Linked DNA regions of Homo sapiens: region 1 is linked to region 2. A link is an interaction called in ENCODE POLR2A ChIA-PET data of the cell type or tissue named here. Cell type or tissue: OCI-LY7. All regions are shown on one strand. Each heading gives the region's core, and the rest is flanking DNA. Links, peaks and the distances in the headings are about the cores only.

Region 1 (16,252 bases), core at 6,558-11,557, 560 kb after region 2:
GAGCGAGCGTGGGTCGTAGAGATTTGGGGGTTAGCCAGCACGCGTCGTGCGGGCCATCTGGGGGTGAGTGAGTGGGAGTCTGGAGCTGAGTGTGTTTGCGGGTGGGTGGGTGGGAAACGTCTGGAGAAGAGTGTGAAGAAGTCTGTGGGGGTATGTGGGTGCGTTTCCTTTTCCTCTCCTGTAATCCAACTATTTGGTGTCTGAGCTCCTTGGTCTTCCAGTGGGTAATGAATGAAGGTGACTGTTGGGTCCAGTCTTTCGTTTACATTATTTATTAGTTGATAGTGTGTGTAGCCGTCTCCTGATCCCCGAAGACCGTGGTGGCCTGACTTGCCTCTCTGTGCGGGGCAGAAGGCAGTCTTCCCCCGAGGACCCCTGAGTTAGAGGGCTTTGACAGTTCCTGGCGACCTGTGAGTGCTGGGAGTTTGTCCTTTTACGCCTGTTTGGCATTTTACGGAACTGTGTTCCAGACCCTTCCTGTGTGTTCCCTGGGGCCCCATTGGGCTTGATGATCCAGTGGGGTGGGGCCCACCCTCAAGACTCTCTCCTCCATAAATGGTGCAAATGAGTTTTGGAGAAGTGCTGCTTCAGGAGAGGGTGCCAGGGGCTTGGCTGATTTAAGCTGTTTGTTTCACCCGAAAGAGGTTCTTTTCTGTGCTGTCAGGATGTGGGCTTATTAGGACTTAGTGGGACACTTCTTACAGGAGATTTGACAGGAAAAAAAAGGCATTAGACTTCTGTGTAAACATGGTAGAATAGAATAGTCTTCTTTTACTTCTAACAAATCTGGTGCATGAGTCAAATCCCGTTCAGTTATGGGTAATTAGCATCTCTGTAGAACCATTAGTACCTTTCCAGAAAAGGCCTAGCTTAAATAGTCCGCATTTCGGTTGAATAATTGGACATTTTTCCTAGAACATAGGAAAGGCACAGCAGTAACCTTAGGCATGACTATGGCTGTTTTAAAAAGAGAAAACTGGTGTCACAAGTTGTAACCAGCACCTGTGGCTTGATCGAAGAAAATGTGGCCTGTGTTCTGACTACCGTGAAGGGAAGAAAAGTTAATTCCTTTTAAATGTAAAGATCCTGTACCTCTCAAAATGGGGCACGAATCTTTAACTTGGCCCGAGACACTGCTCCATGAACAAGTACTACAGAGTTCTGAAGACAACCAGGAACCCTTTAGTTACAGTTAGGTTTTCAATATCTACTTCTTCTGTGGAATTTACTGAGTTAGTGAAAATCAGTGGTCGTAGGGTGGAGGCAGAGCTTTTGTGAAGTACTGGGAGATAGAGCCCAGTATTGTCCTTAGGTAGTCTCTTATTTAGTCTGGGGTATTGTGATTTTTCCCTTACATACGGTAGTTTTTTTTTTTTTTTTTAAATAGAATCATGTGGGCAAAATCAGATTAACTTCTTAAGTGTTCACCTGTTGGAAGAGTGACTCCCAATGCCATGTGTCAGTGGCATTGTGGGGAAAGCACTTAGTTCCACAGAAGTAACTTCCCAGAGAGGGCAGGGTGTCCTCTTATTTGCACTTTCCTATGGTCACAAGATCCACTTTGCCTTGCCCTTTAATTTTTGGAGCAAAACATACTGGTTATTTCTTTAGGCTTTCTGTTGCCTAGGAGTGACATTTCACATGGCATAAATACCTTCAAAATTGAAGTCCTTCTCTTTTACTCACACATTTGATGATCGAGAAATACCAAAGTGGGTATTTTGAGCATCAGTAGACTTTAGTATACTGATTATGGTGTTGACTGATTCGATTTTAAGATATGAGCAGCATGATTTCTGGTTAGTATGTAGCAACACAGTATGCAGTGCAAAATGGCTATCCTTTGAAAAATATTTGTGAAGTTTTCTTATTTCTGATTAAGGACAAATCAAGCAAATGTGTTCTTTTTTTCTAGACTTCAGACTTCTGAATTTAAATCATTAGTCTCCGTGAGTCTTATTCTGGAATTTCCATAAGAGTATTTATATGGTTTGTATTCCTGGCTAAGATTCAGCAAGACTTTAGGGGAGAAAGTGTCTGTATATGATATAATGAAATATCTTGTAGTTTCACCAAGTTTACACGCTCTAAGCCCACGGTGTCTAGAAAATGCTTTGAGCTAGTTTATAAACCCATGAACTGGATTTACTGCAGCTAGTTCAAACAACTTCAGGCTGTGGGTTTGAGATAGCAGAGGACCTGTGGCTTTATGGGACCTTTTTTTTTTTTTTTTTTTTTTTTGTAAACAGTGCGTCTGATGTGGAAGTTGCTTCTAGGCCTGATATAAGAAAAATAAAACTTTTAAATAGTGAATGTAAATGCAGTGTGAATAGAAGAAACAGAATGGATAATGATAATCGGTTCATTTTTGGGGCCTGAGGATAACTTTTCAGCACAATAACTTACAGTTGTAGTAGTCAAGCCATAATTTAAGTCTCCCAGCCCATTACGTAGGTGAGATTGGCATGGTCCAACTAGCACATTCATAAATAGCACCAAGCCACTGCCAAGCCTTATTCCAACTTCCCAGAACCTGAGAAGAAGTTGAACTTCTTAGAACTCAGATATTTGCTTTCTTTGAAATTATTTTTGAGAGCATGGCTTCAGAAGCTATTTAAGAAGTATTAAATACAGTTTACCTTAGACTCTTACCTGTGCCGTAAATTTCAGCAGTGTTTAGTCACAAAATGTTGCTAGTTTAAATGTCCTGAGAGCTGAATGGTAGCCCATTGGGATTGGGATTAGGATTAGGAAGGCAGGCCTAGAGGAAGAACAAACCCTGATTTTTGTTCTCAGTGTGGAGTGAAGATGACAGAGCATTCTAAAGCAAGGATATTCACAAAAGTGTATACCAAGTGTGGTTATCCTAAGCCACATTAAGATGAGTTTATTGATTTTGATCTCTTTGTACTATGTGTTTGCAATACCAGATCAGTTAGCTTAAATCTAACCTTGCCAGTTTTGGCAAAGAAGTGGTACTTATGATTACCTTAGAAAATAAACACCAACTGTGGTTGCCATTGTGGTTGGGAAGCAAAGAGGGCCTTTGTCTTTCAAATTTTACAGCTGTGCTGGAAGGCCCAGGTGTGCAGGGTGTTGTGAATTAAGGGTTTGGAAAATACTTTCCATCCTGTTTATGCAAATTAAGTTTAAAGTGCAGATCACCAAATTGTTCTGGAACCTAAACTGAGATTCATGTTTTTTTTTTAAAGTAGATTGTTGTATGGATGGTCCTGAAATATTTCCTTCTCCATATCACTTAAACTCAACAGACTTTGAAACAAAAGTCTTCCGATTTGTGGGACAGGGAAGAACCTGGGTTGTTTGGAATAGGGAGCATTTTAAACACAGGTTAATTGCCAAGAATACAGTCTGAAAGGTGCAAGTGCTCTTAGAGTTTCAGGGAACTTTAGCTTGAGCTCAGAGTCCTTTTCTTTTGCAACAAGTGTCTTCCCTCTTGTTGGGGGATAACTTGTCTGTTGATAGCTCTCTGACAACTTTTTTTGAGTAAGGTGAGATTTCTGGCAAATAATATTGGTTGTCGTGAGAAAAAGGCACACTGTTTAAGTCTTGCTGATATGAAATTGTGGCCGTAATATCTATTCTTTGAGTACTGCTAAAGTAGGAAGTGTCCAGAGATTCCCAGCGCCCCATGTAAATTAACTGTGTATTGGCACACAATGTCCCTCTTGCCTTTAGGACATGTCAGAACTGTTCCTGCCCCGCTTTTCAAGGGACTGTTTTAAAAAGTAGTGTATTGTCTCTTTGCATAATTATATTTGGTTACTAGATTTTACAGACTTTGGACTTTTGAACATATTATCAGCAGTAATTCTCGGAACCATCTTCAGAAAGATGAAGAAAAATTAAGTGTAGTGTGATGAGAGCTGGTTCCTAGTGGATGTCCTCATGTCCCATCTCCCCAGCTCTGCACCGTTAGCTGAAAGCTTTCCTCCCTCCAGTGTTAATTACTTTGCCTGGGTTCTCCCTGCAGCTTCCCTGAGTCCATTGGGACGGCCTCTGGCTGACCTTTCTCTCCCTCAGACACCATGATCACAATGAAAGGGCCTCTCCCGCTTCTGCAGGGGTGTCTCCTTGGTGCAAAGTCTTCAGCCTCCTCTCTTTCAGGGTGGACAGGAATGCAGGAGAGAGCACTGGGGTTTTGTGTGACTTAACAATGCACCTGGCCCAGTGCTGTGCACCTGCTAAAGCCCTGAAGGTCTGTTAGATAGGAAGGCTGGGTGGAGGTTGTTTAAAATAGCCTATAGTTATTTAAAAAGTGGCATGCACAGGAGAGGGAAATCTAGAAGAGGGATTCATTGAATTGAAAGTTGTTATATGCAGTAAAGGATGTTGGTTGTATCAGAGTCTTTCTTTCTTCTTTTCCTCGTTTGTTTAAAACATAAAAGGGATTCCTCTGACCTACCCCATAGGTAGAAGGACTTTAAGTTTCACGAGCAAGCCTAACTTTCAATTCCTTTTGAATGAGCTATGTGACATTTACTCACTGGGTACGTTCCCCCTCCTCAGTGACTGCAATTTGAAACCCTGGGGGTCTTTTAAAAGCGAACAGAACTCTGGGCCGTGTTAATATTCAGAGCTGTTTACAATGGATGCAGTTTCAAAGGCTGATGGCATTGTCTTGAGACAGGAGGGAGGACGGGTGGAGGAAAAATTCCCAGGCAGGGAAGGGCAAATATCTAAAAATCTCCAGTGTTTACCAGCCTGTGGGAAATTTAGGGACCGTTACTGTTATTTTTTATGACTTAAGCATGACACTGAGCCACTAGGGTTCATTCTATCTACCTCATGGCTTCAGTTCTTGTATGTCAGTTATGTGGTTATCTTGTGCTTTTGTTTCAAGTTAAAGTGTGGAAATTGGTAAGAAACTCAGATCTTATCTCCTCTGGAAAGAAATAGAGCACTTTGAAGACCAGTGGTTAACATTTTTATAATAGTTTACCTCTGGGACCTGCATTTATGTTTTGCTCAAAGAATTTGATATAGCTGCACAGTTTAGAAGAGCAGTCCCGACTGACCAATTAATTGTCCAATTATGACTAGGACTGAGAAGTTTTTTGCTGAAATACTTGATACATGACCATTCTTATTAAGCAAAATGAATGGATCAATAAAGATTGCAGAAAAAATTTGCAGTTTATTGATGGTCTAATTTCTAGTTGAAAGTCGGCAATTTGTGTCTCTTTTTTGTAGGGGGTGGTGGGTATGCTTGTGAACTTTTCTTATACAAAGGCTTTTTGCTTTATATGTTCTTATATTCTTATATTTTGTATAATTTGTTATCAATGGTTTTTACCTAAGTACTTTATGCATAGTCTTTTGAAACACAAGTTATAACTTCAATCTGTTCATAGAAGTCCTTCAGTTTTTTAAGCTGTTTCTCCATTTCACTGGGTTTTATACTTTTCATTTCCTGCCTTTAGTTCTTTATATCTTCTAAATGGGCATTTGCTACCCAGCTGTCTCCTGGTCTCCATTTGGGTTATTGACTGGGGGAGAGAATGGGCTAGGGACAAAGCTTTCCTCACCTTTACTGTGTTAAATATGCAGGGGCTCTTGCCGCTGGTGGTCACACCCAACTCACACTCGTCATTAAGGAGTGGCGGTGAAGGGGTTGAAAGTTAATTCTGTGGTCCATCCCTGGCACCTCCAGTCTACAGCTACATGTGTGATTTTGGGCAAACCTCTTCATGTCTAAAAAGACAGAAAAATGCTCTATCTTATAGAAGCTGTGAGGACAAAGTTAGATGATGCCTATATTTAGCTAGGTTCCTCAACTTGGGTCCATCTACTTTATGATGATTCTGGAGCACAATTTGAAGGTTAAAGGCCTCAGTAGCTCCAATTTATTATCCTGTCTCACAGCCAGTCTCTCCAAGCCAGATTCCTTCCTTCTTCCCTTCCCCTTCCCTCCCCCACTCCCTTCCCTTCCCTCTTTCTCTTTTTCTCTTTCTTTTCTTTTTCTTTCTTTCTTTCTCTGTTTTCTTTTTCTTTTTTCTTTCTCTCCTCCCTTCTTTCTTTTTTTCCTTCTTTCCCTCCCTCCCTCCCTTCGTCTTTCTTCCTTTCTTTCTCTTTCTCTCTCTCTCTCTTTTTTTTCTTTCTTTCCTTTCTTTCTTTCTTTTCTTTCTTTCGACAGGGTTTCACTCTGTTGCCCACGCTGGAGTGCAGTGGTGCAATCAAGACTCACTGCAGCCTCAGCCTCGTGGGCTCAAGCAGTCCTCCCATCTCAGTTGCCTGAGTAGCTGAGACTAGAAGGCTCATGCTACCACACCCAGCTTCCAAGCCAGATTGCTGGTGACAGAGGCTTTCCTGGGAAATGTTTACCTTTCTGCTGTGAAGGAGTCTTTTGGAATGGGAAGATGGCAGCCTTCTCCTGTGAGTTTTGGTGATATGTATGAAGCGGCCTTCTCCCATGGATTTTTGGTGATATGTATGAAGTGCCACAAGTGAACCTCATGTACCCTTGGAAATCTTAGCCAAACAGGCAGGAAGCTATGAACAGTTGCAACAGATTATATAATTAGCAAAAATTATTGAGGTATTTTATAAATCTATTCCAGTTGTACAAATAGTTATGTCTGTTTACCACTATCCTTTTGGAAGGGAGGCAGGTATGGGAAGGTGGCAGGGAAGTGAGAGGCCCTTAAACTAATCATTTTATCCTATTATTTCCCAGGGTTTCATTGAAACTGAGCCCTACCAAGGTGCAAGTAGCACCTCTCAGTCAATAGCTTGGAAAAATGCAGGTGTGCTCTTCCAAACAGGGTTAAGTTACAGACTTTAGGGCTAACTGAATCCTCACTGTACCCGCTTCTCTTTGGAAAACCTTGAGGGAGGAGGGAGGAGGGAGGACAGGAGACAATTGTGGAGTTGTATGCAAAGAACATTTTTCATTTGTTTTGGTCTGTTTGGAATTGCATAGTAACTTTGTAGGGGACACAGGCGGGGAACACAGGGTCATTTGAGGAATCTGGCAAGGATGCCACCTGAAAAGCTGTTTACTGTTTGCTATCACTCCTTGTGCACCTGTACCTGAGTTCCTTCCCCAGTGAATGGCCATGATTCACAGCCTTGCCCACGTGAACGGCCACGATTGTTTTCGTCTTTATTACTATTTAATCTAGCATAACCGGTAAGGCCCATTGTGCGAACAACCAATCTGTTCATTTCTGCAAGTCCTAATACATTTTGGTTTCCTTATGAACCAGGATGCAGGTTCTAATTACTGCTTGTTCAGTTTGTTTTGGCAAAAGGTGACATTTAGAGGGTTTAAAGAAAGCATGGCCTCTTTTTAAGTGTTTTGCGTTGATTAGTTTTTGAACTTTTGTGGTCAAAAGTTCTAATCTCTTATCTTTTATGATCTGCATTCTCAAGATCTCACATTATTGGGAAGAAAATGAAGGAAATGAGTGAAGGTCTCTCTTACAAGCAGAATTAGCTGGACTTTGAGAAACACGATGAACGTAATGCAGGGTTTTTCTTCTTTTTTTTAGCTGATTAGAAAAAAAACAACTCACAACTTTATTTTCTAAGACTCCTTTATGCAGCATTTAACAGCTTCCCCCTCCCTGTTTTGCTCCTTCCACCAATTTATAATTTGCCATTGAAATATTTTACTGCTTATCTTGGTCAAAGCATACATTGCACTGAACTTCTTTTCTTCCGGATTACCTACTTGATGATAGCCTGTTAAATGCAATGAGAAGGATTGAACACTTCTGAACTGGAGGATAGATAATCTTGCTGTTGTTTCAAATCTTGTAGTTCCAGTGCTCTTTTGTTTGAAAGCATTTGTCTCTCAAGCATTAGCACTTTGGGCTGGATAACAAGAAATTAACAAGCTGGGCTCTGCTTAGAGAAAACTTACAACTGATTAGAAAGTAAGCTGTTGCAGGTACAGCTTCTTTTTCTTGAGAGATGATCTGAAATACATAGCTTTTAGAAAAAATTTTGAATTAAGGGAACAGTTGATATGCAGGCAGGTAGTTTAAATAAACTAACTCACTTCTGTTGCTCTGGAGTGTTTTTTCTTACCTTTTGAATATGGAGAAAGGTAAATATCTACACAAGTGGACAGAATAATGTAATGAACTCTAGGTATCTGTCACCCATCTTCAACAATCATCAGCTGTCTTATTTGATCTATTTCCCAATATGCTGCTGCCCTTCCATGTTATTTATTTATTTTTTCTTTGGAAATAAATCAAAGGCATATCATTTTATCTGCAAATGTATAGGTTTTTTTTAAGTTAACAGCTTTATTGAGATATAATTTATATACCATACTATTTACTGTAGGGTGGTTTTAAGAAATTGGAAGTTTTGAAAAAATTGACATTCATTTTAACTGTGTTTTTCCAAAGGGCGTTTTGGTAAGCTATATATTTACAGAATGTTTATTGGGCACATTCTGTGTGCACCCTAGTTTATATGTTCTCAAAATACAGATTTTTTTTCTTTTGTAGGAGGTGTTTAGCAAGCTCTTTTGTGCTAGTCCTCTGCCAGAATGTGCAATTCTGATTAACCTTCCACTTTCTCCACATAGCTCTTACTTGGGAGGTTTCTACCAAGCTATTAATTGTTGATTAAAATCCATTAGTGAACAAACATAATTAGAAATGGAATAGATCATTTAAAAAGTGATGTCTCAGATACTGTTGTTTAGTAGAGGGATAATTAGCCGTTGGTTGTAGTTAAGTCATGAGTCTGAATTGAGTTAACTATTGTTTACTTTGTAAGGCCTGACCCTCCAGCTGTGGCTACTTGAGGCTGCTTTAAATAGAGTTAGAGGCAGCCTGTAAGAAAAATCTTCAAAAAGCAAAGAACTAGGTTCCTGGAACCCTCTGTGCTTGATTTAAACTTCACACAGATTTGAAAATGTGTTCTCCAAGTAGCTGCTGCATGGTTTGTTTTATTTTATAAAAGTCCATAGTTTAATTTCTCCTCAGTCCGGTACTTTGTTGGTGAGGGGGCTTCTTTAGAATGGATTTTTTGCTAGCTGCAGCTTCATTTAGGAATCTGAGTGGGAATTACTAGTCCTCCAAATTCCATTCACTTTATCCTAGTTTTTGGAATGACTTCCATCTTCTATCTGTGAAAATCAAATTCCAGGTAGATTATGGAGTGTTCGGTGGCCTTAAAAGCTGTCCAACATGGTCAGGTTAAACTGGTGGATCTGTGAAGCTTAATTAAATTTATATGATAACCGATTATACACCATTTACAGTGGGTTCTCTGTTTAGAAAAGTGGAAGCACGCTCCAATGCATTTTTTTTTTTTAAATTATGGGGCAGAAAAGCTTAGTATTGAGAGATTCTATGAAATTAAGTGCTGTTCTGCAAATTAGGAGAACACCATTCTTTCATCTGGTTTTAGCAGTGTGGTGGTACCTTGACCCAGCATCATGCCTCCGTCTTAGTTTTCGTTTTATTTTTAATTAAGAAGAATTTTTCTCTGTGTCTGTGGTTTCCTCCCTCCACCTGGGCTGGTGTGAGTTTCTGGCACACAAGCTCCCAGTGCTTGCAAAACTTATAAACAGTCAGAAGAGCTCGTTGCTTCCAGGAAGTGAATTGTTGATGCAATGAAGTGATGGATGCAGAGGCTGCAGCTCGAAGGGAGCAGGGTTTCCTTCCATCTTGGAGGAGGGGAGATCCAGAAAACAAGCTGACATGCCCTGTAGTTATTAAGATCTGCCTCATCCCAAATTCCTCTGATTGTTTTCTCAGATTTGGAGTCTGTGTAGGACTCTTTGCTTTGGGTGGTTTGGCCTTATCCAGGGCTATGCTTTACCCAATGGAAAAATCAGAGACTCTTCTATGGAGATTTTTGGGTTCTTTCACAAGGTCATTTGAAACAATACTTAGAAATGAGTAAATTATATTCATTTCATTACTATCCTAAAATAAAGATTGGCTGACCTTATTATTTACTTGGGAGAAACTTTATGTGAAGTCGTGGTGCTCAGAATGTCTTTCTGGACAGAAAGGAGACCACGTTTTCATGGAGTTTCTTAAAGGGGTGCTTGCCCAAAGAGGCATAAAAATGATTCACCTGAGAGGAAAAAATTAATTTTCTTAAAGTCATGAAAGTGAGGATGTGGTAGAATGGGAAACTAGCTCATGGCTGGGCCTCAGGAGACGTTGGGGTTTCGTCCCAGCTCTGCCACTGATTGGCAGCATAACCTTGGGCTAGTCACTTCATTTCCTGTCTGTAAAGGGATGTATAATTTCTAAGACCCCTCATTTTTAGGTTCATGATTCTATTCTAATTGAAGCAAAAAGGGAGTAAACTTATATTTCATTGGATGGTAAGAATTAAATTGATCTGTATCTAGGATACTTAAACATTCTCTCTCTCTCTGTGTGTGTGTTAGACACACACACACACACACACACACACATACACACAAAGGGTCCCACTCTGTCACCCAGGTTGGAGTGCAGTGGCGCAATCATGGCTCACTATAGCCGTGACCTCCCAGGCTCAAGTGATCCTCCTACCTCAGTCTACTGAGTAGCTAGGACTACAGGCATGTGCCACCACACCTGGCTAGTTTTTATTTTTTGTGAAGATGGGATCTTGCTGTGTTGCCCAGACTGGTCTTGATCTCCTGGGCTCAAGTGATCCTCCTGCCTTGGCCTCCCAAAGTGCTGGGGTTACAGATGTGAGCTACCATGCTAGGCCAATGTTTGCTACTTCTGAGTGAAATTCTCAGATGGATACCATAAGCAGCAAAGAGAAAAAAGGGTATGTGCATGCAGAGTCTCAATGAGGGACCCTTTTGTGAGCCTTGAGATATTATTGAGGAGGAGTGAATACTCCACAAAGAAAGTGGTGCTTTCCTTCATTTTTACCTCCTTTTCCCCTCTGGCCCAAAGAAAACTGTGGAGGCTGGTACAGATCCACTTTCGATCTTTGATTTAGAATTTTAAGAACTTAGGTAAAAATTTAAAGAAAAAAAACCAGGAAAATAAATTACAGGCATGTTTTCCCAAAGGGTCCTTTCTCAGGGCCACTGCAGGCAGCATCTTTCTCAGGCAGTCCTTCAGTGAATACTTGCCATAAGTGAAGTTGTAAATGATGCTGAGAAACTGCCTTTAAGGACTGGATGGGCCACCTGTCACATTCTATAGTCATGGCCACAGGAAGGGCAGCTACTCACTGCACTGCCTGTTCTTTCTGGGCCAGCTTGCCATCCCTTTTACCAGGGAGATCTTTCGTGTATCCCTTTCAAGATAGAAACTCAGCCAATTAACATGTACAGCCTAGTGGCTTCCTTTTTCTTTTTTGAGGCAGAGTCTCACTCTGTCGCCCAGGTTGGCGTGCAGTGGTGTGATCTCAGCTGACTGCAACCTCTGCCTTCCTGGCTCAAGTGATTCTCTTGCCTCAGCCTCCCAAAGAGCTGGGATTACAGGCGCCTGCCACCAAGCCAGGCTAATTTTTTTTTTTTTGTTTTTTTTTAGTAGAGACAGGGTTTTACCATGTTGGCCAGGCTGGTTTTGAACTCATGACTGACCTCAAGTGATCCATCCACCTCAGCGTCCCAAAGTGCTAGGATTACAGATGTGAGCCACCACGCCCGGCTGTGGCTTTTTCTAATTTTGAAGTCTGACTCTGTTTTTGGCCAAATTCATATTAAATTTACCCATCTACCTAGGTTTGCATTGGTTACCTCTTAGTTACACTGTTTTTGAAAATCTTGAAAATTATGACAGTAATTGGACTCCTTAAAATACTTTTCATGGAGAATCTAGAAGCTTTTATTTTCTTTGTTCTGGATGTCCACTTTTCTTCGACGTGGAATTTGTTAGTGCCTTCAGTGGAAATTCTTGGGCTTTTCTTTTCCTTCCACTCATTCTTTATCGTGTAAATTTTCATAAAACGAAACTTCCGGATTTAAAATTTATTTTTATTTTTATTATTGTTTTCCGGAACAAATTCTTGGAATTTGGAGTTTTGTTTGGGGATACAACTAAAATGCAATGAAGTTGGAGGAACAGTTAGTGGTCTGGAACTTCTTGACAGAAGTTTAACAACAATTAGGGACTACTTTAGGAATAGAGTGTCCAAAAAACTAGACTTTACAAAAAAAATTCTCCCTTTAAGAACCAAAGATGACCTTTTTCCATTGTGCTTTCTGAGCTCAAAACAGGCCAAATGATGTTCCCACCCTTCTTCGAGCCTCGTGTGTCAGTGTCACACACTCTCCCTGTTACTCACTTGGTCTCGTTCTGGTGAATTTATTGTTGACATCTCGTCCTTTCCCGGAGGAATCTCTGAGTCTATCTGATTAGGTAACTCTTCACACATCCCTGTATGTGTGTATGTGTGTGTGTGTGTTTCTCTCCACTTAGACTTGAAAGCAGCAGGGATCATTCAATTTCATGTACCTAGGAGTCCCTTGATAATTATTTGTTTATTGCCTTACCACTTTGTCTTGGAGCTTGGTACATTCTTTCAGGGCAGAACGGATCCCCCAGTTTCATTGTTTCTCTAAGGGGTTCTGAGGTTTACCCCTGAAGTGTAATTTTTCCTGATTGGCCTGTGTGGAGGACTTCATAGGAGTGTTTTTAGAATTTAAATATCAGGAGTAAAAGGCCATTTTCTTTGTGCTGAGGGTCTGTTTTCCCCTCTGGAGCCAGCGGCTAAATGCAGAGGCTTTCTTCAATTGCTGTTGCTTCTTGCAGTGTGGCCCCTCAATGAGAAGTCATAGCTTGTGGTTTGTCTGATTTTATATGTCAGAACTTTTAGAGAGAATATTTGACCTAAAACAAAAATTATGGATAGTCCTCTCTTCCTTTCCCATTTCTCCTTATTTTCTACTTTCTGCTTGAGAACCACTTCAAAGAATCAGATGTGTTGGTGCCAGACGCCGTGGAGTTATTGTTAGAAGAATTTGGAAATATAATTGAAAGCAAACTTTGTTGAGCAAAGCAGATCTAGGCAAGTTTTTACTTTGAGGGCGAAGGGAATTCCAAGTTTTTCCTCTATTTGGAGCTGATGTCTCAGAACACTTGTTCTGTGAGATGAATCATCTGTGAATTCTACATCTGGGAGTTATATATTGGGAAATGGCATTCTTTTTAAATGTAGAAGAAACACAAAAGCGTAAAGTTACAGTGTAGTTGGAAAATTCTAGTCAGAGTTTAAAATACTAGCATTGAGGTGAAATTGGCAGAGTGATTGGACGTGAGTCTGTGATACCTAAAATAGACATGTCCATACATGGAAAACAATACGATAGCCACACTTACTTATTGTGACCCTTTTCGTTTGTTTTGAGACATTTTTAAAAAGTCATAAACATCAGCTATTCAGAATCATTAGTTGAGTCGATTGTGACTTGAGAATCAGAATTTAAGCGTTTGTCTTGAGCTCTTTAAGTTCAGGTGCCTTGCTAACCAGTGAAAAGCCCAGAGCAGTGCAGTATTTCAGGGTCTTCAGGGGAAGATAATGTTGTGTCCTTGTCTTCTCAGAGTCCTGCATTCCAGGCATCTGGTTATGAGGGGCCATGGTTGTGGGGATGCAGCAGCTGTGCGGTTCATGACGCACGGTGGTTAAGAGGCAGCTCTGGGGCCTGGCTGCCTGGGTGACCTTGGCAATTTACTCCACTTCAGTTTCCTTTTCTGTAAAATGGGGATAATTGTAGTGCCGACTTCCTTAAGCTTGTTATAAGGAAAAAAATGAAATATTTAACACAGGGCCTAACACACAAGCAGAAGCTTGAGGAAGGGTAGCTATAATGTTATTATTATAACTGTCGCAATAATAGTGTACCTTTCTGCAGCAGGATATATCTGTGTTAACTGATCATCACCATCTTAACTCTATGAAAAATATTGTCTCTGTTGTATACATGAGGCCCAGAGTAGTTGAATGACTTGTTTAGAGTCTAGCACTTGCCAGTTAGAATTCAGACCTGCGTGTACATGTTTAGAAGAAAATACGGTAAGACTAGCACTGCCTTCTTTCTGGCCTCCCTTTGACGTCTCTGAATTCCTGGAGGCCGATTGGTCTTTGGTGGCTTGAAGCACCTAGTGTAGTTCTGGCTGTACAGCTGGTGCTCTATACATGGTGTCTTGAATGTGATCTTGAAGAGCGTGTTTCTTTGTTGGTAGGCGTGTGTGTCAGATCCATTTTTGGTTTGCCTGTTTGGTAAAGGGGGTGGTAACATGCACATATGTTTTGCCATCTGTTGTTTATTGTTTCTGTTAGGTTGTGGTTTGTGTTCCTGTTCCATGTTCCTTTGGTTTCTGGAGCAACTGCGAATATTATATGCTTGGGGATCAAAAAAAGTAAACTATTTATAAACAGTAAAGTATCCTTGGGTTTGGAAAGTGTTTTTCTCAAATGCGTGTATATTTGTTGGCTTTATGATCATCTCACTGATGAATCGTTAGATAATTTGCAGACTGAGACACATCTAAAAGATGGGCGAGTCATGGTCCAGCCTTGTGTAACCAGCTCACAGACAGCCTTGGTGATAAGGCCCTGGTGTTAACGCTGACCCGAGTGGTGTATTTTTAACTCAAGAACATATAAACAGTTTAGCCTGCTGATGGAGTTTATGCACCGCCTGAAATCTTTGGCATGCCTTGGATTTGTGGCTCTGTAAGATGTACGTAGTCCTGGGAGAGTGCTGTGGCCGCCAGTGACCCACTGCCCCCACCCTTCATTCAAAAGAAAAGGAATGTAGCAGCAAGATGGAAGGAGAAAGGTGGAATTTATCAATAATTTTGTATGATAATTTTTCCTTTTTTTTTTTTTTTTGAGAGGGTCTTAATCTGTCACCCAGGTTGGAGTACAGTGGTGTGATCTTGACTCACTGCAACCTTTGCCTCACAGGTTCAAGCAATTTTCCCACCTCAGCCTCCTGAGCAGCTGAGGCTACAGGTGTGCACCACCATGCCTGGCTAATTTTTGTATTTTTTGGGGGTAGAGACAGGGTTTCATCATGTTGCCTAGGCTGGTCTCGAACACCTGGGCTCAAGCAATCGCTGGCCTCGGCCTCCCAAAATGCTGGGATTACAGGTGTGAGCCACCATGCCTAGCCTGTAGTATAAATTTTATCTTAAATTTTTTTTGTCATTACTATTTCACTTTGTTATGCAGACTTTAGAGGGAGGAGAGAGCTTTTTACTCACATCTGTTTGCAACCCCTTGCCCCCAGCTGTAGGGGTCTTTGCAGAGTTGCAAATTGGAGCACATGAATCCCATTGTTTAAAGCTGTTACTGTCCACCTGCCCCTCATCGCGCTTCTTACCTGGCCCCACCTGTCCCAGCCACCACGTGGGGCTTTTTAAAAAGACTTTTTAAATACCACCATGTCCCATGTCCCTCACCCACCATTTCCTCTGTCTGGAGAATGGGTCTTCCCTCTTCGCCTTGCAGATTTCTGTTCATCTGTCTTAAACGTTTCTCCCCATAGAAACCATGGCTGACGTTCCCTTTAAGTTAGATTCCCATCGTGAGGATTCTGCAGTGCTATGTATAGAAGTTTTGTGTGAATGTTTGATTCGTTTCTGACTACCCCATTAGTCTGTAAGCTCCCTGAATGCAGTGACTGGCTTTGTTTCCAATCCACCATTGTATTCCCAGAATCTAGTGTGAAGCCTGTGACACATTAAATGCTCGTGACAGATACCAGTGTAGATAGAGATAGTGGCATTCATTCTGTAGAGTCCTGTATGTCCTGTGGAAATACCTCTGCCAGATAGAATAATTCAGACCTCCCAGGCTTCATCTGTGTATTTCCTGAATATACCTTGCTTGTTTAGTAGCTTCCTATACCCCTCACCACCCTCCACCAAAGTCTCTTAAGTGTTGAGAAACTTAGAAGAATGGAAAGAAAGAAGAAACAAATAGAACCGAAGTTGAAAAGATGACAGGCTGTTTACCTGCCACATTTAGAATTGGCGGTCTTTTTGGTCTCTCTGAATTTTGGAAAAGTCCCATATGCAAGAATTGTCACTGAAGTGGCTTTGTAGTTAAAGCAGTGCATGTGAACTGTCCCCACATGAGGTCCTCGGGCGCCTCGTCCCTGCTGGATTGCTGGTGGCTGTCCTTGGCAGGTGGGCCAGGCTCAGGCGCTCTCCTCTGTGTTGCGTTTGGCGAGGGAGCCCGCGGTGCCCTTCCCAGCTGTTGACATGGTCTCTCATCTGCTCTTTTGCTGGAGCCGCGTTTTGGAGCCTGCTTTTCCAGAGTTGACACTGCAGGGGAGGGTGGCTTCTTC
Region 2 (16,252 bases), core at 6,236-11,235:
GAGAGTAGGTCTCATTATATTGCTAAGACTGGTCTCAAACTTCTGGCCTCAAGCAATCCTCCTGCCTCAGCCTCCCAAAGTGCTGAGATTACAAGCATGAGCCACACAGCCTGGCCTTGTTTCTCTTACTCTTAATTACCTAACAATTAAAACTTTGGCCAAAATAATGATAGCAACAATATATTCAATTATTATAGTTTATGTACAAGTGAAATGAATGACAGCAATAATGCATGGGGTGGGAAGGAGAAATTAGGAATCCTTTTTATTATAAAGTACTTGCACCACCCATGAAGTAGCATGGAGTTATCTGAATGTGGACTTGAATTAATCATAAATGCATATTACAACTCTAGGGTAACTAAAAGACTTTTAAAAAATATAATTGATATGCTAACAAAAAAGTAGAATCAAATAAAATCATCAATTAAAACCACAAAAGGAAGAAAAAGATTGGAAGACAAAAATAGAAACAAAGGTTGGAAGACAAAAATAGAAATAAAGGACAAGAGCAATGAATAGAAAATAGTAAAAAAAATGTGATAGATATTAATAATCATTTCAAACATTAATGGTACAAATATACCGGTTAAGACAGTCAGTGTGGATCAAAAAACAAGACCCAACTATATGTTGTCTACCAGAAACTCACTTGAAATATACACATATGGATTAAAAGTAAAGTGATACAGAAAGATATGCCATGCTAATGTTAATCAAGCTAAACTAATTTCAGACAGAGAAAATTTCAATGCAAGAAAAGTTATCAAGGAGAATGAGGGGCATTACATAGTGATATGGATCAGTTCTCCAAAAAGACATAACTATCCATAATGTGCACATGCCTAACAACAGAGCATGAAAATATGAGATAAAACCGATAGCTCTGCAGAAAGAAGTAGAAGAATCCACTATTATAGTTGGGTAACTTCAACACCCCTCTTTCAGAAATGAACAGATCTTGCAGACAGAAAATCAGTAAGGACGCATGCACTCAAAAACATCATAGTTGAACTCAAAAACATCATCAATTAACTGAATATAATTGACATCTCTACATTACTTCAACAACAGAATGTGCATTCTTCTCAAGCTCATATGGAACATTCACTAAGGTAGACCACATTCTCTGCCATAAAACATACCTTAACAATTTCAAAAGAATAAAAATAATACAGTGTATTATTTCTCTCAGACCCACTAAAATGTCTAAAATTTAAAAAGAAGAGCTATAACAAATGTTGACAAGAATGTGGAGAAACTGTCACCCTCATACATTGCTAGATGAATTATAAAATGGCACAGTCACTTTGTATGTATCTATGTATTGTAGAGAAGGCTCTAGCTATGTTGCCTAGGCAGGTATCAAACTCCTGGCCTGAAGTGATCCTTCTGAAGCACTGGGATTACAGGCATGAGCCACCATGCCCAACTTACACAGTCACTTTAAAAAAACAGTTTTGGAGCTCCCAAAAATGTTAAACATAAAATTACACTAGAACTTGTAAATTAACTATTTGGTTTATGCCCAAGATAAGTGAAAACATATGTCTACATAAAAATTTATACATAAATATTCATGGCAGCATATGGCCATAAAAGTGGAAATAATTGAAGTGACCTCCATCTGATAAATGAATAAGCAAAATATAATATGTGCAAACAAAATATTATATATTCATGCAATAGAATCTTATTTGACAATAGAAAATAATGAAGTAATGATACATGCTACCACATGGATGAACCTTGAAAACATTATGCTAAGTGAAAAAAAGCTAGTCACAAAAGGACAAATACTGTATGATTCCATTTATATAAAATGCCCAGAATAGACAAATCAGTAGAGACAGAGACTGGATTAGTGGTTACTAGGGGCTGGGGGAAGGAAAGAGGGGAATTACTGCTAATGGGTATGGGTTTTTTAGGAGTGATGAAAATGTTCTGGAATTAGATAGTGCTTGTACGACTCCATGAATATATTAAAAACTCCTGAATTACACACTTTAAATAGTGAATTTTGTATGATACAGGAATTATTTCTCAAAAAAGCTATTGTAACAGAAACATAATACACTGAGTAAGTATAGGTTCTAAAAAAGTATCTCATCTACATGGCTCCTATATACAGAATTATCAGGCTGTTATATTATGAAATTAAAGACTGAATCCCTCTTAGACTTTGCTAGTATTCCAATGCAAGGTCTGGAAGCTATGTCCACCAAGGCACTAATGCTTTGAGAAGTTGAAACAAATGGTTCCTTCCAATGGACTGGCCAAGCTATCAGAAATAATATTGGGCCAGGCTCATTGGCTCACACCTATAATTCTGACATTTTGGGAGGCCAAGGTGGGAGGATTACTTGAGCCCTGGAGTTTGAGACAAGTCTTGGTAATATGGCAAAACCCCATCATGAAACACACACGAAAAATAGCTGGACTGGGGTACGCAACTGTAGTCCCAGCTACTGGGGAGGCTGAAGTAAGAGGATCACTTGAGCCCAGGAAAATTTTATTTTAAAAACCCCATAGAGTCAATTAAAAGTCTGTTCGAATTAAACACACACACCCTAGTAGCTTTTCAATGTATCAATCAGAAAATATAATTTAAAAAGAAAAAGACAAATCTCACACACTATCCATCTATCCATCCCATTAACAATAAAAGCAACGCTGTATTCCTAGGAATACAACTTACAAGGCGCATGAAGGACCTCTTCAAGGAGAACTACAAACCACTACTCAAGGAATAAGAGAGGACACGAACAAATGGAAAAACATGGATAGGAAGAATCATGAAAATGGCCATACTGCCCAAAGTAATTTACAGATTCAATGCTATTCCCATCAAGCTACCTTTGACTTTCTTCACAGAATTAGAAAAAACTACTTTAAATTTCATATGGAACCAAAAAAAAAGCCCATATATCCAAGACAATTCTAAGCAAAAATAACAAAGCTTCATGCTACCTGACTTCAAGCTATATTACAAGGCTACAGTAGCCAAAACAGCATGATACTGGTACCAAAACCAGATATATAGACCAATGGAACAGAACAGAGCCCTCAGAAATAACACCAAGCATCTACAACCATCTGATCTTTGACAAACCTGACAAAAATAAGCAATGGGGAAAGGATTCCCTATTTAATAAATGGTGTTGGGAAAACTGGCTAGCCATATGCCGAAAACTGAAACTGGATCCCTTCCTTACACCTTATACAAAAATTAACTCAAGATGGATTAAAGAGTTAAACGTAAAACCTAAAACCATAAAAACCCTTCCAGGAAACCTAGGCAATACCATTCAGGACATAGGCATATGCAAAGTCTTCATGGCTAAAACACCAAAAGCAATTACAACAAAGCCAAAATTGACAAATGGGTTCTAATTAAACTAAAGAGCTTCTGCTCAGCAAAAGAAACTACCATCAGAGTGAACAAGAAACCTACAGAATGGGAGAAAATTTTTGCAATCTATCCATCTGACGAAGGTCAAATATCCAGAATCTACAAGGAGCTTAAACAAGTTTACACGAAAAACAAACAAACAACTCCATCAAAAAGTGGGCAAAGGATATGAACAGATACTTCTCAAAATACGACATCTATCTGGCCAACAAACATGGAAAAAAAGCTCATCGTCACTGGTCATTAGAGAAATGCAAATCAAAACCACCATGAGATACCATCTCATGCCGGTTAGAATGGCGACTATTAAAAAGTCAGGAAACAAAAGATGCTGGCAAGGCTGTAGAGAAATAGGAATGTTTTTACACTGTTATTGGGAGTGCAAATTAGTTCAACCATTGTGGAAGACAGTGTGGCGATTCCTCAAAAATCTAGAACCAGAAATACCATTTGACCCAGCAATCCCATTACTGCGTATACACCCAAAGGATTATAAATCATTCTACTATAAAGACACATGCACACGTATGTTTATTGCAGCACTATTTACAATAGCAAAGTCTTAGAACCAACCCAGATGCCCATCAATGATAGACTGGATAAAGAAAATGTGGCACATATATGCCATGGAATACTATGCAGCCATAAAAAGAATGAGTTCATGTCCTTTGCAGGGATATGGATGAAGCTGGAAACCATCATCCTCAGCAAACTAACACAGGAACAGAAGACCAAACACCTCATGTCCTCACTCATAAGCGGGAGTTGGGCAATGAGAACACATGGACACGGTGGGGGACCATCACACCCTGGGGCCTGTTGGGGAGTGGAGGGCAAGGGGAGGGAGAGCAGTGGGAGAAATACCTAATACATGTGGAGCTTAAAACCTAGATGATGGGTTGATGGCTACAGGAAACCACCATGGCACATGTATACCTATGTAACAAACCTGCATGTTCTGCACATGTATCCTAGAACTCAAAGTAAAATTTAAAAAAAATAAGGTTAAAAAAATAATAATTAAAAAAAATTTATCCCAACTCTGATTAAGGACCTGTTAAGGCTGCATCTGTGTTTTTCTTATTGGCTCTACTGATAAGTTAACATACTGTTATCATAGGATGAATTATTTTAATATATTGGCTAATTCTATTGCTAATTATTCTTTTTTAGTGCACCCTATACCTATAAGTGAGAAAAAGCTATAGAAACATTTTAATGCCATCTTTGACACATGTAGATTTCAAGGTTTGCTAGCTTTGGAAAATGACCTGGGTAGCTTTCCATATTTTTCTGTGGTGGGGAATCATATATATATATGTATATATATATATGTGTGTATATATATATGTGTGTGTGTATATATGTGTATATATATATGTGTGGGTATATATATGTATTTCGTCTTAAATAATTCACTCATAATACTATTCGATGCAAGAGCCTTTGATACCATCCTTAATTTTTCCCTTGTTTGCCTTTTATTTGGGTTTCCTATTTCTTCTTAAGTTTTATATGTATATTTTTAAGAAGATTTATTTCTTTTTTTGTTTTCAAATGTGTTCACATACCAGTGTGTGTATTAGTCTCTTTTCATTTTTACTTCTCTATTTCTTTCTGTAGGTATGCCTTTTTTATTTCTAATATCACTTATTAGGTTTTATTGTTTGTTCTCTTTAATGTTCTAGAAATTTTTCTATTTTCTTTGTTTTTCTAAAGACCCAGTTTTGAAAGTATTGATTTCTACAATCATCTTTGTTATTTCCTTCAGCTACTTGCCTCAGGTTTTATAGGAATTATTCTGAATTAACTCTTGAAGTAAGTGCATTAAAGACAATCAATTTTTGTCTAAAGAACATATTGGCCATATTCTATAAGTCCTGCTATGTAATGTTTAGCTTTTTTATTTTTTAAATCAGTTTTTTAATTTTAAAAAAATTTTTATCAATTGTTATTTTGGAAAATAAAATATTTTAAGTAGTTCAAATTTTTAGTTTTGAGCATCTATCGTTAATTTATCTTTAAAGTGTACAGCTATTATTTTATTGCTTAGTTATGAAATGATTAAAATAAGCAGAAAAAATACAGAAGATAATATAATATATATTTATGTCCTCATTACTCCAAATGATAGATGTTAATTTTGCCATGCTTGCTTCAGCAATTGTTTTTATGAAATAAAATATTACAGAGAAGAGTGAATGTCCTCTTTTCTTTCCCCTATTCCAATCCCCTCCATGTTTCTCTCTCCAAAGATGACCTCTATTCTGATGATGGCTTATATCTTTCCTGTCCATATTTGTATATTTTTCTGCATAAACTATATCTTAATATTTTTATACAAGTTGAATAATAAACATTGTGAAACTTGCTCTTCACTGAACATCATATTTTGATATGTATTGGGTATATTTATTCATTTTAGATACCATATAGGATTTTGTCATTTATGTGGCCATTCATCTAGTTGTTTCCATTGCTGTAATGAATACCTTTATAATGTCTCCTTATGCATATGTGCAAAAGTCAAGGAATATACCTGAATGTGGATAGGTTTATTTTCTTTACCAAGTGTTACCAAATTGCTTTCCCAAGTGGTTTTACCAATTTATACTTCTGCCAGAAGTTTATGAAAATTCCCTCTTTCTCTACAAGCTAAAACCTGGTATTAATAGACTTGTAAATTTTGAAGTATAAAATGTGGTCATTGTTGTTTTAGTTTGAATTCCCCACATTCCTAGTGAGGTTGGACATCTTTTAATATGTTTATTTGAGTTTTCTCATCTGTGAATTACCTGTTCATATTATTTGCCCATTTTTTAATTGCGTTGTCTTCTTATTGACTTGTAGGAGTTTACAGTTTCTAGATAGGAATGCTTTTTCTTATAAGTCTTGAAATATCTTTTTCCCTTTTGTCGTCATTTTTTAACTTAGTTTACAGTGTCTTTTTTTACATACAAGTTTTTAATTTTCATGTGTCAGATTTACCAATCATTTCTCTTGTGATCTGTTCATTTTTGCTCCAGTGCTATCTAAATCCATGTTTGTATTGCTATAAAGGAATACCTAAAACTGGGTAAGTTGTTAAGAAAAAGAGCTTATTTCGCTCACAGTTTCACAGCCTGTACAAGAAGCATGGCATCAGCATCTGCTTCTGGTGAGGGCTTCAGGCTGCTTCCGCTCATAATGGAAGGTGAAGGGGAGTTGGCATGTGCAGAGACACATGGAAAGAGAGGAAGCAACGGGGTGGCAGGGATGTTCCAGGCTCTTTTTTATCTTTATTTTTATTTTATTTTTTCACCAGGCTCTTTTTTGTTCTTATGGGAACTAATAGAACAAGAATTCACACATTATCTCAAGGATAACACCAGGCCATTCATGAGGGATCCACTCCCATGACTCAAACACCTTATTAGGAATCACATTTTAATATGAGATTTGGAGGGGTCAAACAACCAAATCTTAGCAAATGACACAAAAATATTCCCCTAACTCCTTTTAAAAAATTGCGTAGAAGCTTTGCTTTTCACATGTAAGTCTTTCACCCACCTGAATCATTTTTTGTATATTGCATGAAGCAAAATGAGGGAGAAAGAATGGATAAAATCATTAGTCCTCTATACTTCCTGTCAAAGATGAGACAGCCTATGTGCCTTACCTTTGAATAGAATGTCTGATTAACCATGCTAACTCATGCCTTCAAATTTTGTGACAATTTCACCTGCTCCACTTATTTCAGGGCTTTCTAATGTAAATAAAGAAGATTTTGTTTTTCTGGAAGTTGCAATATATGGCAAAGCACTTCTTTTTTCCTATGTGATAAGTAAGATGGGAAATAGTAAATGGAAGAAAAAAATCAACTCTATCAAGGCTGTTGCTTTGCTGCAGTCAACGGGGAGCTATATTGGAACTGAAGAACTGATCAGCAAAGAAAGAATGGGAAAAAGATAAATGTGTTGTCACTTGAGTCAGATAATCGTAGTTTGACTACTATTTAACTTCAGTTTAATGTGGCTTAATTTTTTTTAAGCAATGTGAGTTTCCAGAATGAAAGTCACACTCAAGTATATATGTATAAGTACACTCCAAAAACAAGAATAAATAATTATTTCAATTTTTCCCACTTGGATAAATGGGCATTCTTCTTATCCTTTATTAGGATAGCAGTAAGTAATAATTAGTTATTTAGCAGAGCCTTCTATTTGTACATTGGTGAAAAATGGGGTTTCTACAATACCAGGAACATGCTAACACAGCTTTTTCCCATATCTGGTTATGTGAATGGATTTACTTAATAGATATTTCTTAAGTGTTTTCTATCCAGCTAAAACATATCTGAACAAGAAGGCAGAACTTGCCTGACTAAATCTGGCTGTCCAGCAAACCCTTTAGTTGTATGCAACTCCAATGCAGTAGTGTGTCTCCCTCGCACCTAAGCTAATGAGTCCTCTGAATTACCCTCTTTCTGAAGTCATTTTTGGCTTCTCATGTCACTATCCACCATGCCAGATAGTGCTACACCACTTCAGGAGCCTAGCTTGGTCAATAGAATACAGAGACAAAAAAATGCAAATACAACATCGTACCTATCGTCAACTATAATTGTACACTTAAATATTTGCTAAGAGGGTAGATCTCATGTGAAGTATTTTTACCAGAATTAAATAATTTTTAAAGGATTTATGCCCATTAGTTCTTTCACAGATTAACATAAGGACAAAACAGGAAGAAGGTGGGAGAGTGCAAATACAGCTCTCACAACAAGCCTATAATTAGGGGAAGTGAGAGTTGTGATATTATCTTTCACAGATTGCTTGAAAAATTATCATAATGAGGGAAATGTAAGTAAAGGTCAAGACTGAGGAAGGCTAAAATCATTTACATGAATGCTTTAGAAGAAGCTGACTTATTTTACATTGCCTACTTTTGGAAAGGAGTTGCTAAATAGAGTTTATTACTCTTCTAAAGTACAGTAACAGGAAGAAGAACAAACTGAGATATGAAGACAATTTTTTTTTATTATGAGCTGACTTTATTTTTTTATTTTTTTTATTATACTTTAAGTTTTAGGGTACATGTGCACATTGTGCAGGTTAGTTACATATGTATACATGTGCCATGCTGGTGCGCTGAATGGATTTCATTTCATGAAATTGACACAGGAAGTGAAAGTTGTAATCAGGCTATAATTATAGACCCTGGTAGTTTGCCTTTTAAGTGAATTCAGTTATGTAAAGGATACATGTGTTAATGATTTTTACGCTTCTGACAGATTACCAGCCTCCTAAGTTAAGGTGCTATATCTTTTTCAGTAATTATTACTATTCGTGACATCTTAAATAAAATACCTTTAGTTGATACAGACCAGTGGTAAAATTAACTAAAGACCAAACCAGAAAAATACACTGTGAGACAGCTTTAGAAAATGCCCTATTATTTACTTATAGAAGGTTTAACTTTACTTTTTTTTAGAAAAGAAATTCAGCCTTTTGTGATAACAATTTAAAGACATAATGTCATAGCACAGCATTCTGAAGAAGTGAATTTAACACAATTATATTATACAAGCTTGGGATTCATATTGATTTATTAGAATTATATGAAACCTATCCTCTGAAGAGCTCCAACATGCCCTAATTGAACTCCAAGAATTTGTCTGATAACTCTCTCTTGGGAAAATTAGATGAAAGCTTGCCCTAGGAGTGATTAAGAGATTTATGGGATTTATACACCAACATGAAAGCTCAGGATTTTAGGCTTGTAGTAATTGTTTCCAATCCTAAGTCCCAAAACTCTGACTCTACTATTGAGATATCTTAAAAGCTATTTCAAAATGTGCTTCAGGAGTCACACAATGTTGTTTAATTCAAACATGACTTTATACTTTTTTTGATGTGATTTATACTGTAACACACAAACACACAAACCAACTTGTTCAAAAGTGCTAAATACCAAATGTTAACACATTGGAGAGCATTAATGCCTGATCTTTCGCTGTCAGGCACAAATTTCAAAATAATATTTGCTTGGACATCTCTTTCCATACAATTGAACTTCTTATAAATGCAATATTAATTTTTTGAAATACATGTAGCTTTTCATACGTGGCTTTTTATTAATTATTCATGAGTGTGATATCTGTCACATTTGATTATACATTTTACATCAGCTTCTTTGTCTTGACAGTAATTTTTACAACATAAATAACATTTGTAAGGCTGTTCAGGTTGTAGTTATACCATCCTTAGTAATGAAACAAAATTTTGGACTTAATATGAAAAGCAAAATCCATTTTACTACTTGAAATTTTAAGTGACTCTATATTTTATAGACAAACATTGAAGTATACAAGATTTTTTTAAAACACCACTTACCATCACATTATAAGATACAGTTTAAAAGCATTTTCTACCAAAAGAATTGATTATATCTTTTTATCAACTTCTCTGAAATTTGAACACTTAATTATGTGAACAGTAGTTAGAAGTATTAATGAATAAATGTAGGAAAACAATCTACCATTCTTTGTGGTGTTTCAAAATCAGTTAAGTAATCCAGTACCCAAAGAATGCAAAATGAGTGTGTTAGAAAGCTATTTGCTCCTATTTAGTGAATTAAGATTTTTCTCCCTATTGTGCAAACAAAATAACATACAAAAATCAGATGAGTCTTGAAGCTGACAAAGGACTACAACTGTCATAACTACTATTATAATGACAGCTTCTGTTTTCAAATTATCAGCTTGTCAACAGTCTATTTTTAAGTAAAAACTGTAATAAATGTGAATTTACAGGTTAAAACTAATAAATTTCTAGTTTTTGGTTTATGTATGTAAGATTCTATAGAAGATAAACTTGCAAACTGAGCTCCAATGTCATTTAAAACTTTTGAAAATTACTTTATTAAAATAATGCAAAGATAAAAATCACTAGCTTTTGGCCAAGCACGGTGGTTCACGCATGTAATCCCAGCACTTTGGGAGGCCAAGACAGGTGGATCACCTGAGGTCAGGAGTTTGAGACCAGCCTAGCCCACATGGTATAACCCCATCTCTACTAAAAATACAAGAATTAGTCAGGCATGGTGGTGCACACCTGTAACCCCGGCTACTCAAGAGGTTAAGGCAGGAAAATCATCTGAACCCAGGAGGTGGAGGTTGCAGTGAGCTGAGATTGTGCCACTGCACCCCAGCCTGGGCGACAGAGGGAGACTCCATCTCAAAGAAAAAAAAAAAAGTCACTAGCTTTCAAGTTGCAAAAGTAAAATATTAAATATATTTCAACAATCATCTCTAAGTTTTGTTTGCCTTTCTTGTTTTTGAGACTCTGAAGACCTAAAATCTAATTCTTGTTTTGAAAGCTGCATCTGCCTAAAGAGCCAATTTTAGTGCTGTCCTCTGAGCAACAGATACAAAATGGTATATATCTGTTGCTTGCAAACATGCAAATCTGCAAAATAATCTTGGCAAAATACCAAGGTTATTTTGCAGATTTGCATGTTTATGCTAACACTTCAGTGGCCTCTAAGTTTCTCCCGATACTCTGCCCACTATTTGAATTCTTTATTTTGGGGGCAGATGCTGTCATCCTTTTCAGAAGGATGTCTAAGTTATAGCTGCAAGGTCTGAATAGCTAGTCTTCCCAAAGGCATGATTAAGTCAGTCACCAAATTTAACAAAATTTTCTACTCAGGCTTCCTCCAAGGTAGAATTCTCTATTAAACAAAAAAATCTAGAAATATGAAGAAATACTCTCTTTAAACAAGATGCTCAATTTTAGAGGAAAACCTAGGGTAAATACCAGGTAAAATCGGGTATTATTCTAACTCATCTTCAGCTCTTAATGTGCCTTGTTAATTTTAACCTTAGGTTTCCTTTCAAAGCTTGAGTGATTCTCTTTCCATCTGATTCTTTTTTAAGATTTTCTAGGATTTCTTTAAATAATTAAAATCTTATCCACCATGGTCAGTTGTCAAAACCACCGTTGCCTTTGTTCTTCTCAGGCCATTTGTATAGTAATCGCATCTCAATTTCAGTCAGCCTCTTTATGCTTAAAAATTATAAAGAAAAAAAAAAAGCTTATGTGGTTTCTCAAGTGACTGGCCTTCCTTATTTCTCTGATTCTTTATATGCCTCTCACCCGACAGAAAAGAAGAGATTAAAACATCAACAGGCATCACAGTAATTCTAGCTTGTGGGAGGTGCTTCTGAGACTCCTCATTTAATTGGAATGGAATCTCATTTATTCCAAGCTTGCCTGCTCCCTTCCGTCTTCTGCCCTCTGCATGCAGGTAATTGGTCTTCAGCCACAACTTGCCCTATTTGAAAGGATCTGGGCCTCTTTGCCTAGAATTTAACTTTTCAAAAAATTTAAGCCTAAAAATATAAAAATGGTTTTAATGAAAGTGTCTCCAAAAATCTCATTAATTAAAAATACCACTCATGTATGTAGAACCTGCAAATGCCAATTTTCTCCCTCTCAGTCTGACTTCCTCCCTATTTCTCTCTTTTGACCCTTACACAATGTCAGCACTCATAGGGGTCTATAGAGGTAAGTGGTCAGGGTAGATCATTGAGGCCAGGGGAAGAGAGAAAGAAATTCAGAGTGGGAATCCTGGCCAATCCCTTATTTGCTAACTCTGTATCCTAGTCATGGATTGACTCGCCCAATTCCTGGCCCCAAGTAGCCTGGCTCACCAGATCCCTGGAGTTTTATAGCCTGGTAGATGGATTCAGAAAGTTACAAGGTTATAACTCACTGTTCTGAAGTGGCTATGAGAGCCAGAGAGGCCCAAAACCCAAAAGGACCTTACCTTTCTCGAACTGAGTATTACACAGACCCTTTTGTATTTTGGCACCATGTGGTACTGTATTCTAGGTCAATTACTTTTAAGTCAATATTGTACAATTCTGATGCCAGAAAAGAATTCTGTGCTTGGCACATAGTCCCTATGATGACTTAATAAAACAAGAATTGATGGAATGAATTAGAGCTGCCTAGAAAAGGCAAGGTATTTGCCAGATCTTATTTTGGGGGTAAGTTTTTGAATCAGTAGTACAAAATAAAATAATATAAAAAGGGATTCAGAGAAAAATCTTATTCTCACCTGTGACCATCTGTACTCACTTTCCCAGCCTCTGAACAAATAAGCACTATTACTGGTTTCTTATGTACACTTCCAAAGTTTCTGCATCTGTATACTGTCAGGCCTCTGAGCCCAAGCTAAGCCATCGTATCCCCTGTGACCTGCACATATATACCCAGAAGGCCTGAAGCAAGTGAAGAATCACAAAAGAAGTGAAAATGGCCGGTTCCTGCCTTAACTGATGACATTCCACCATTGTGATTTGTTTCTGCGCCACCTTAACTGAGCGATTAATCTTGTGAAATTCCTTCTCCTGGCCCAGAAGCTCCCCCACTGAGCACCTTGTGACCCCCGCCCCTGCCTGCAAGAGAAAAACCCCCTTTGACTGTAATTTTCCACTACCGACCCAAATCCTATAAAATGGCCCCACCCCTATCTCCCTTTGCTGACTCTCTTTTCGGACTCAGCCTGCCTGCACCCAGGTGATTAAAAAGCTTTATTGCTCACACAAAGCCTGTTTGATAGTCTCTTCACACGGACGTGCATGACATTTGGTGCTATGACTCGGATCAGGGGACCTCCCTTGGGAGATCAATCCCCTGTCCTCCTGGTCTTTGCTCCATGAGAAAGATCCACCTACAATCTCTCGTTCTCAGACCAACCAGCCCAAGTAACATCTCACCAATTTTAAATCAGGTAAGCAGCCTCTTTTTACTCTCTTCTCCAACCTCTCTCACTATCCCTCAATCTCTTTCTCCTTTCAATCTTGGTGCCATCCTTCAATCTCTCCGTTCTCTTAATTTCAGTTCTTTTCCTTCTCTGGTAGAGACAGAGGAGATGCGTTTTATCCGTGAACCCAAAAGTGGCACCGGTCACAGACTCGGGAAGACAGTCTTCCCTTGGTCATTAATCACTGCGGGGACGCATGCTTGATTATTCACCCACGTTTCAGAGGTGTCTGATCACCGCGGGGACACCTCCCTTGATCCTTCACCCTTAGTGGCAAGCACCACTTTCATGGGGGGCAAGAACCCCCCACCCCTTCTCTCCACATCTCTACCCTCTCTTTTCTCTGGGCTTGCCTCCTTCACTATAGGCAACCTTCCACCCTCCATTCCTCCTTCTTCTCCCTTAGCCTGTGTTCTCAAGAACTTAAAACCTCCTCAACTCACATCTGACCTAAAACCTAAATGACTTATTTTCTTCTGCAATGCCGCTTAACCCCAATACAAACTCCACAATGGTTCCAAATAGCCAGAAAATGGCACTTTCGATTTTTCCATCCTACAAGATCTAGATAATTCTTGTCGTAAAATGGGCAAATGGTCTGAGGTGCCTGACGTCCAGGCATTCTTTTACACATCAGTCCCTCCCTAGTCTCTGTTCCCAATGCGAATGATCCCAAAACCTCCTTCTTTCCCTCCCGCCTGTCCCCTCAGTCCCAACCCCAAGCATCGCTGAGTCTTTTCAATCTTCCTTTTCTACCGACCCATCTGACTTCTCCCCTCCTCCCCAGACTGCTCCTCCTCAGGTGACTCCCTGCCAGGCTGAATCAGGCTCCAATTCTTCCTCTGCCTCCGCTCCCCCACCCTATAATCCTTCTATCACCTCCACTTCTCACACCTGGTCTGGCTTACAGTTTCATTCTGCAACTAGCCCTTCCCAACCTGCCCAACAATTTCCTCTTAAAGAGGTGGCTGGAGCTAAAGGCATAGTCAAGGTTAATGCTTCTTTTTCTTTATCCAACCTCTCCCAAATCAGTTAGCGTTTAGGCTCTTTTTCATTAAATATAAAAACCCAGCCCAGTTCATGGCTCATTTGGCAGCAACCCTGAGATGCTTTACAACCCTAGACCCTGAAGGGTCAGAAGGCTGTTTTATTTTCAATACGCATTTTATTACCCAATCCACTCCCGACATTAAATAAAGCTCCAAAAATTAGATTCTGGCCCTCAAACCCCACAACAGGATTTAATTAACCTCTCTTTCAAGGTGTACAATAATAGAGTAGAGGCAGCCAAGTAGCAACATATTTCTGAGTTGCAATTCCTTGCCTCCACTGTGAGAAAAACCCCAGCCACATCTCCAGCACACAAGAACTTCAAAATGCCTAAACCACAGTGGTCAAGCATTCCTTCAGGACCTCCTCCCCCAGGATCTTACTTCAGTGCTGGAAATCTGGCCATTGGGCCAAGGAATGCCCACAGCCTGGGATTCTTCCTAAGCCATGTCCCATCTGTGCAGGACCCCACTGGAAATCGGACTGTCCAACTCACCCTGCAGCCACTACCAGAGCTCCTGGAACTCTGGCCCAAGGCTCTCTGACTGACTCCTTCCCAGATCTTCTCGGCTTAGTGGCTGAAGGCTGATGCTGCCCCATCACCTCGGAAGCCTCCTGGACCATCACAGACACTTTCAGTAACTCTTACAGTGGAAGGTAAGTCCGTCCCCTTCGTAATCAATACAGAGGCTACCCACTCCACATTACCTTCTTTTCAAGGGCCTGTTTCCCTTGCCTCCATAACTGTTGTGAGTATTGACAGCCAGGCTTTTAAACCTCTTAAAACTCCCCAACTGTGGTGCCAACTTGGACAACATTCTTTTATGCACTCTTTTTAAATTATCCCCACCTGCCCAGTTCCCTTATTAGGTTGAGACATTTTAACTAAATTATCTGCTTCCCTGACTATTCCTAGGCTACAGTCACACCTCATTGCTGCCCTTTTCCCCAGTTCAAAGCCTCCTTCGCATTCTCCCCTTGTATCTCCCTACCTTAATACACAGGTATGGGACACCTCTACTCCCTCCTTGGCAACCGATCATGTACCCCTTACCATCCCTTTAAAACCTAATCACCCTTACCCCGTTCAATGCCAATATCCCATCCCACAGCACACTTTAAAAGGATTAAAGCCTGTTATCACTCACCTGTTACAGCATGGCCTTTTAAAGCCTATAAACTCTCCTTACAATTCCCCATTTTAGCTGTCCAAAAACTGTACAAGTCTTGCAAGTTAGTTCAGGATCTGCACCTTATCAACCAAATTATTTTGCTTATCCACCCCGTAGTGCCAAACCCATATATTCTCCTATCCTCAATACCTCCCTCCACAACCAATTATTCTGTTCTGGATCTCAAACATGCTTTCTTTACTATTCCTTTGCACCCTTCATCCCAGCCTCTCTTTGATTTCACTTGGACTGACCCTGATACCCATCAGCCTCAGCAACTTACCTGGGCTGTACTGCCACAAGGCTTCGCAGACAGCCCCCATTACTTCAGTCAAGCCTAATCCATTACCTATCTCGGCATAATTCTTCACAAAAACACACGTGCTCTTCCTGCCAATCATGTCCGACTGATCTCTGAAACCCCAACCCCTTCTACAAAACAACAACTCCTTTCCTTCCTGGGCATGGTTGGGTGCTTTTGCCTTTAGATACCTGGTTTTGCCATCCTAACAAAAACGTTATAAAAACCCACAAAAGGAAACCTAGCTGACCCCGTAGATCCTAAATCCTTTCCCCACTCCTCTTTCTGTTCCTTGAAGACAGCTTTAGAGACTACTCCCACACTAGCTCTCCCTAACTCATTCCAACCCTTTTTCATTACACACAGCTGAAGTGCAGGGCTGTGTGGTCAAAATTCTTACACAAGAGCCGGACCACACCCTGTAGCCTTTTTGTTCAAACAATTTGACCTTACTGTTTTAGGCTGGCCATCATGTCTCCGCGCGGTGGCTGCCACTGCCCTAAT

Evidence for each region. Peaks named below come from ENCODE experiments on the same cell type or tissue, not always from the same donor. Only the 100,000 strongest peaks of a DNase experiment are listed, where the experiment ranks them.
Region 1: POLR2A ChIA-PET joins it to region 2 with 8 read pairs; 2 of 35 experiments call an interaction of 5 or more read pairs at or near these places.

Annotation. Positions count from the first base shown.
Region 1 is chr3:66,483,694-66,499,945 of GRCh38, reverse strand. The region is part of intron 1 of LRIG1 (leucine rich repeats and immunoglobulin like domains 1); the gene reads left to right. Among named protein-coding and RNA genes, the nearest start is that of LRIG1, 9.2 kb to the left of the region's middle. RefSeq lists a silencer at 3,947-4,241. In OCI-LY7, for the core only: a CTCF peak has its summit at 10,070; DNase peaks (open chromatin) are centred at 7,125, 9,535, 10,175, 11,255 and 1 weaker place; H3K4me3 peaks cover 4,934 bases; H3K27ac peaks cover 5,000 bases.
Region 2 is chr3:67,040,545-67,056,796 of GRCh38, reverse strand. No RefSeq gene overlaps it. Among named protein-coding and RNA genes, the nearest start is that of KBTBD8, 50 kb to the right of the region's middle. RefSeq lists a silencer at 8,637-8,696. In OCI-LY7, for the core only: a CTCF peak has its summit at 10,645; DNase peaks (open chromatin) are centred at 7,906, 8,196, 8,576, 10,526 and 1 weaker place; H3K4me3 peaks cover 3,759 bases; H3K27ac peaks cover 4,473 bases.